Regions from separate parts of the Homo sapiens genome. Here region 1 is linked to region 2. Evidence: chromatin contacts called from ENCODE Hi-C or POLR2A ChIA-PET data. All regions are on one chromosome and are shown on one strand. The core of a region is the stretch at or near the end of the contact, and the rest is flanking DNA. Distances in the headings are between cores, read along the strand shown.

Region 1 (2,981 bases), core at 131-2,630, 600 kb before region 2:
AGTTATCAATGAACAAATGTATGTAGGGTCACAGTGGCTGACACAGTCAGCATTCAATAAATGGTAACTTCTGCTATTATTATTATTATTATTATTATTATTTGAGACAGAGTCTTGCTCTGTCACCCACACTGGAGCACAGTTGTGCGATCTCAGCTCACTGCAACCTTCACCTTCCGAGTAGCTGGGACTACAGGCATGTGCCATCACACCCAGGTAATTTTTTGTATTTTTAGTAGAGACAGGGTTTCACCATGTTGGCCAGGCTGGTCTTGAACTCTTGGCCTCAAGTGATCCACCTGCCTCGGCCTCCCAAAGTGCTGGGATTACAGGCATGAGCCACCACACCCGGCCTCCTGCTATTAATAAAATTGGACATACCACGTAGAACACCAACAAGGGACTGAAAACAGACACAGATACAGCAAGAAAGTGCTGATAAAATCTTTTAGATATGAGAGAGGACAAAACAGAAAAAGGAAGAGTTTTTGCAAATGTAGGTGGTGAATGCACACGTGGAAACCTGAAGGCTATGTTATCAGCCTGATTCAATTCATGGGGACCTGATAAGGGAAAGGTAATATTTCCTGGAACTCACTCCATCAAGAACACAAAGATTTTATGACTTCTCTTCTTTCAGACACGCACAAAGCCAACAACACAATAGATTTTCTTTCCCAAATCCCTTCTTTAGAAAGCTTTGCGGCTAAGGACAGTATCTCTATGTAAAAATCCACTCCAGGGGGTCACTGACTGCCTCTGGGGTCAGGAAATGGCTCTCTGAAGAGCTTGCTGGGCTTTGTGGTTGGATGCCAGGGCTGAGGATTGCATTAAGTTCTTCGAATAAGCCTGTAGTTTGGCAAAAAGGCTTTCCTCCTGGGCAGCTGAATAATTTTTAGATGATCTAGCTGGCACATCGTGGAAACACGCTAATGAGTCAGGAGTGATCTGACTCCTCCCCTCACCCCACACCCCCGTTGCTCAAGGGTAGAGAATTTCCAGGGAAGCCAGTGAAAGATTTATGAGACTAATCCCGGAAATATTTCTTCCCCATCTATTCTTCTCAGCAGGGGTGCCAGCAGCCCTGGGTCTGGAGTGTGAGGGGTAGAGAGGGCAAATTAGAAGGGGACAAAAACGCTGACTTCTGCCTTCAAGTGCTAGAGAAATCGGCGACTATAGAAACCACCTAATTAGGGTTCCACTGTCAATAAAATATTCAGGTCTTTTTTTGGAATGTGCCTGCCTGCAGGCCCCACAGAGCTTCATGGATGAATTTGAGGAGGCTTGGAGCATTGTGGCTTGTGGAGCATGGAGTGGGGGAAAGCTTGTTTCAACTCTGGGCTGGGAGGAGTCTGACAAGTGAGCTCTTCTGACTCACTTTTACAGGGATGAGGGGGAGGAGGCTGCAGGGATTTAGCGGCGTAGGGCAGTGTCTCCCGTCACCCGTGAACTTCCCTCTCCACACCCTGCATGTGCTGCATCTTCTTTGGGTGGGCTGACCTCTCCATGACGTCCTGGTTTGGAGGGCTGTCCTGTCTTTCTTATAACTCCAGGCTCCTTTTATAGAAAAGCGAGGGGATGGGAGTTGGGTCACTGGAGAATATCTATAACAGGGTGCCACTCTTGGGTTAAAGAAAAGCTCCTGTGTGCCTTCAAAATATGATTTTAAAAAATATATAAAAAGGTAAAATAGAGTAAGAAAATTCAATCCTTCTGGCTCAGTTTCAGTCACGCATGGGCAAAGGGAACAGAACTATCAGGCATGATTATTTGCCACGACTTTCCCATTTTTTGTTCAGAAAAATATTTTAGTTGTAAAGGTTGGGAAAACTAGGCTATTTGAGTTTTGCCTCTTATGTCTTCCCCCACCCTGTTTTCTGTAAAGACACTGCTAGAAATGGCCAAAAAGGATGTCAACACTGGAAGAGGCTTCAGGCGCCAGCAGAGCCTGCTGGTGAGTAATGAAGAGAGGCATAAACCACAGGAAAGGCCCTTCTCTTGATTAACACGGATTCCATTCAGCATCACCTTTCCTCCTTGTTTCAGGTAGCCTCAGTCCTAAGATGGAGAGACCTTCTAGTCTCTGAGGAGAATGGTCCTGGGCTAACCTTTGGTTTGGACTTCCCTCAGACCCTCAATGGCTGCTGCCACCTGGGCACAAGGATGGCCTTCCTACCTGGGTCCTCTACCCAAAGCTTTCCAAACACAGATGTACTGTTTAATAGGGAAAAGGGACCTTTTTTTTTTGAGACAGGGTCTTGCTTTGTCACCCAGGCTGAAGTGCCCCAGTACAATCACGACTTACTGCAGCCTCAACCTCCCATCTCAAGCAATCCTCCCATCTCAGCCTCCTGAGTAGCTAGGACCACAGGTGTGCACCACCATGCTTGGCTAATTTTTAAATTTTTTGTGGAGATGAGGTCTCCCTATGTTGCCCAGGCTCGTCTTGAATTCCTGGACTCAAATGATTCTCCCACCGCAGCCTCCCAAAGTGTTACGATTGCAGGCATGAGCCACTTCCCATCTGGGGACTTTTAATAATATAATTTTGTGTAACTACTGACAGTCTTGGTAGCAGAAAGGGCATCCATGCCATTTCCCTTCCAGAAATTTCCAAATGGTCTCTGAAGATCTCAGAAGTAAGACTCTCATTTTTGCTAACAAAAGGAGGTTACCTAGCTAACTCCACCACTGCATTAATGTGTACATTTTGAGTACATCATTTTTTTTGGTACATCTTTTTTGAGTACAACTTAGTACACTAAGTTATAAATGGACTGGACTTGAAAATATTTAAATTTTAACCAAGCATCTAAGAAAACTCCAATTTGACTACAGGCTTCAGGTCCTTACCATATATGTCCCAGATTTCTGGGACAGTCCCAATTCCAAATATTCAGTATTGTGGTCAGACAAGTATTTTGGTTCAGGAAGTATGAAGTCTGCCTCAGGGAAAGAGGTAGGTGGCTGTCATAGCCCTA
Region 2 (3,036 bases), core at 109-2,608:
ATTTTCCCTGCACTTGTTCCACTGACCACTCACCCTCAGGCTCAGCCATATGGCAAAATTACAAATAACCAGCTTGTGTTAGAACAAAAACCTGAGTAGGAATGGAAGTCCAGGTGGGAAAGGAGGGCAAATAGCTCTGAGGCCCACCTGCTTATTTTTCAGTCATTAAGAAGAGGCCACATACACCTACTACAAACTTATAAAAATTAAAATTAAAAAAAAATTTAAAGAACATAAAGAAAAAAAAGAGGCCATTGTAACCCTCGCCACATTTTCTTCAAAGCCTCTATTATTTAGATGGATATACACACGTGCAGACATTCCAATGACACAAATGCTTGTGGCCTTTGCCCTCCTGACAAGGATCTTTGGTTGCTAGAGAAGGCAGTAAGCAAGGCTTGGCAGGAATGAAAGGAAAACTCTTCCCAGAAGGCTCCATCTTTGGGGACATGGTGGCCTTGCCACACCTCATTTCATCCCATCTTCCAGTAGGAGGTGGGTCAATGGAGGAGGAGCAGCCAGGGCCACAGGAGCCGATGAAGGTCCCTGGAGGAGCTGCACCAAGGCTGGACTGTGCCTCTGAAGCAAAGGAGGACCCTCAAGGCAGGGGAGGGGAGGAAGAGAGGTAGGGAGGCATGGGGGTGAGGCTGCAACCACAGCTCTGCTCAAAGGCTTAGCCCATCCCTGACCCTTTAGATGCCAATAGGCACAAAGCTTGATTCTACTGCCCCTGATCCTAAATGCTGTACCTCAAATTCCAGGAACTCACTAACAACTGAAAGCATACCTGCAGAAGGTGCCTCTAACTGCCACCATTTACAGAGCACAGGAGTTGTCCCAGGTCTTTTACATTCGTCATCTCTCTCTAAGTCTCAAAATGCTAAAACCCACAATTTACAGGCTGGGAAACCGAGGCTCAGGCTAGTGAAATTCTGACCCACATCATGCAGCTAGGAAGTGATCTGGATCTACGCTCAGAGGATGGCAGCCACGTGATGACTCCTTGCTCTAATGATCAAGACTCTCGTGCTTCTCATTTCTCTTTGTGCTGAAAATGGCTTGGCCATCTTTTCTGAATTAAGAGATCCTCAATGTTTAATACTTTCCCTCCCTTACATACTACATTTTGAAGAGTCACTTGCCAAAAAAAAGAAGAAAGCAAAGGCAAAAAAAAAAAAAAAAGACATATTAATGTTAAGCTTCTCAAAACTGACACAGCAATTGTTATAGAACTAGGAACCTCCCTTAATCGGGCGAACAAAAATATTCCCAGGCAATGATTTCCTTGTCAGGGCAACATTACAAATCAACCTGGAATGCTCTGAATCCTATTTTACCACACTGGGAGACAAAGCATGCCTGTGGTCACAACACGCAGTCACACTTCCAATTCCTTTTCCCAGCCATAGACTGAAGCTATTTCACCTCTAAATACAAATATGCACAGCTAAATTGCTGATGTTTAATTTTATACAACTTCAAAAAAATGCCCCCAAATTTCCATCGAGCAGACACTGGCAGACTGAACAGGTCACCAAAGCCACAACAGTCCTGCCTCCTTACCAACAGAAGGGCCAGCCAGAGCACAAAAATTACTACATTGAGGATGAAAAATCATCCAGTGAATGAGGCAGCTGGGAGGTCATTGCTGACACATCTGACAATGCCGGACACACTGGAAGCCCTTAATCTATGTAGGTTTTCTTCATCTGGGGTGTGAAACATGGAGCAAAAAATTCAAAATAGTGATATTTTGAGGTACATGGAAAATCCCCTTAATGGCTTCAAGAGAAGACTTGTTCAAAACAGCCAAATTGAATATATATCAGAAATAACTCTTTTTTAAGTTACATTGTATGCTCTACTTCAAGAAGATACAGAACCAAGAATGAACGGGGATGGGGATGGGGAGTTGTGTGTGTGTGTGTGTGTGTGTGTGTGTGTGTGTGTGTGGTGTAGTGTAGAAGTTTAATCAGAACTTTTTCAAATAAGAATAAAAATACAGGAGAAACACATTCCTAGGTGAGAGCTTGTTGTGCCCTAAGGTGAACAGCCCATGTTGTAATTCCAGATGTATTACTGGAGGTGGTTGTGGTTGTATGTCACCTGGACGGGAACTCAATTTCCTTCTCCATGTTCCTTCTTGGTTTCTACCTGAACTATGTAGGCAAGGTCAGACAGTCTGTCTTTGAAATTAGAAACCGTTTGGTGATTTCTGATTTTGTTACTCCATTTCAACTCTGAAAGAACCAGCACAGCAATTGTATATTTCTCAAGGCCAGCCACCTTTTTCCACACTTTTTACCCTAGAGAATATGATCATCATATAGAACCCTAAACTGAAAAAACATTTGTTAATATTAAACCTCACTGACTCAGAAAGCAGAATTCTTGCTATATAAAAGTAATCACCCAGTTTCATTTGTGATCGAATTGCCTGTAAATCGATGGACATAAAAATGTAATAACATATTTCTAATAAGCAAGGAAATAGCAATACAATCATAATTTGGTCAACTAAAAACGAATATTATTATAATGAAACAAAACTCAAACTACAAAAAAACATTTCAGCCAAGTATCTCAACACAATTTTGCCTCTTGACATAAAAGAAATAATTTGATCCCTAACATTATCTCTGGAAACTAAACAGAGCGAGCATTATTAACCTTTAGAGCAAATAAGCTAAAACACATAAAAGCCCCAAAGCCTGACTAAACCAAGTAGAAAAGTGGGATCTTGATTGAGAGTTTTTTCTGCTACATTACTGAGCTTTTGTTCACAAACTAAAATTTCAGCCTCTGCAGGAAACTTCGATACTCACATTATGAGGACCACCGTGGGGGGTCTAAGTTAGTCTCCTAACATGGTTTCAAAAAATTACAGGTATCCACATTTTGGCTGGCACCATTCCTTTTCTTTGTGGGCATGTGGGACAGGAAATAGACTGTCAAGAGACACACCTGCAGACAGCACTGATATCCAGAGAAAGTTTCCTAAATCTCCCAATATTTAGCCCTTAGGTGCAACCTGCT

Evidence for each region. A loop is a pair of places that touch in the nucleus more often than their neighbours do. ChIA-PET counts read pairs that join two places held with the same protein, here RNA polymerase II (POLR2A).
Region 1: a map of PC-9 shows a loop between it and region 2 (8-fold over the local background). The contact joins two enhancer-like sites. A Hi-C loop is called at or near these places in 1 of 168 maps with a recorded cell type or tissue (PC-9). POLR2A ChIA-PET finds 5 or more read pairs at or near these places in 2 of 52 experiments (OCI-LY7 and Panc1).

Annotation. Positions count from the first base shown.
Region 1 is chr5:74,541,655-74,544,635 of GRCh38, reverse strand. No RefSeq gene overlaps it. Among named protein-coding and RNA genes, the nearest start is that of LINC01331, 6.4 kb to the right of the region's middle. RefSeq lists an enhancer at 1,389-1,950. Within about 2 kb of position 1,380, at least 13 of the 41 ENCODE cell types and tissues checked have a DNase peak (open chromatin) inside an H3K27ac peak, as active enhancers do; they include PC-9, where a contact is called at or near this core.
Region 2 is chr5:73,937,078-73,940,113 of GRCh38, reverse strand. All of the region lies in intron 35 of ARHGEF28 (Rho guanine nucleotide exchange factor 28), which reads right to left. Among named protein-coding and RNA genes, the nearest start is that of LINC02122, 160 kb to the left of the region's middle. Within about 2 kb of position 1,358, at least 7 of the 41 ENCODE cell types and tissues checked have a DNase peak (open chromatin) inside an H3K27ac peak, as active enhancers do; they include PC-9, where a contact is called at or near this core.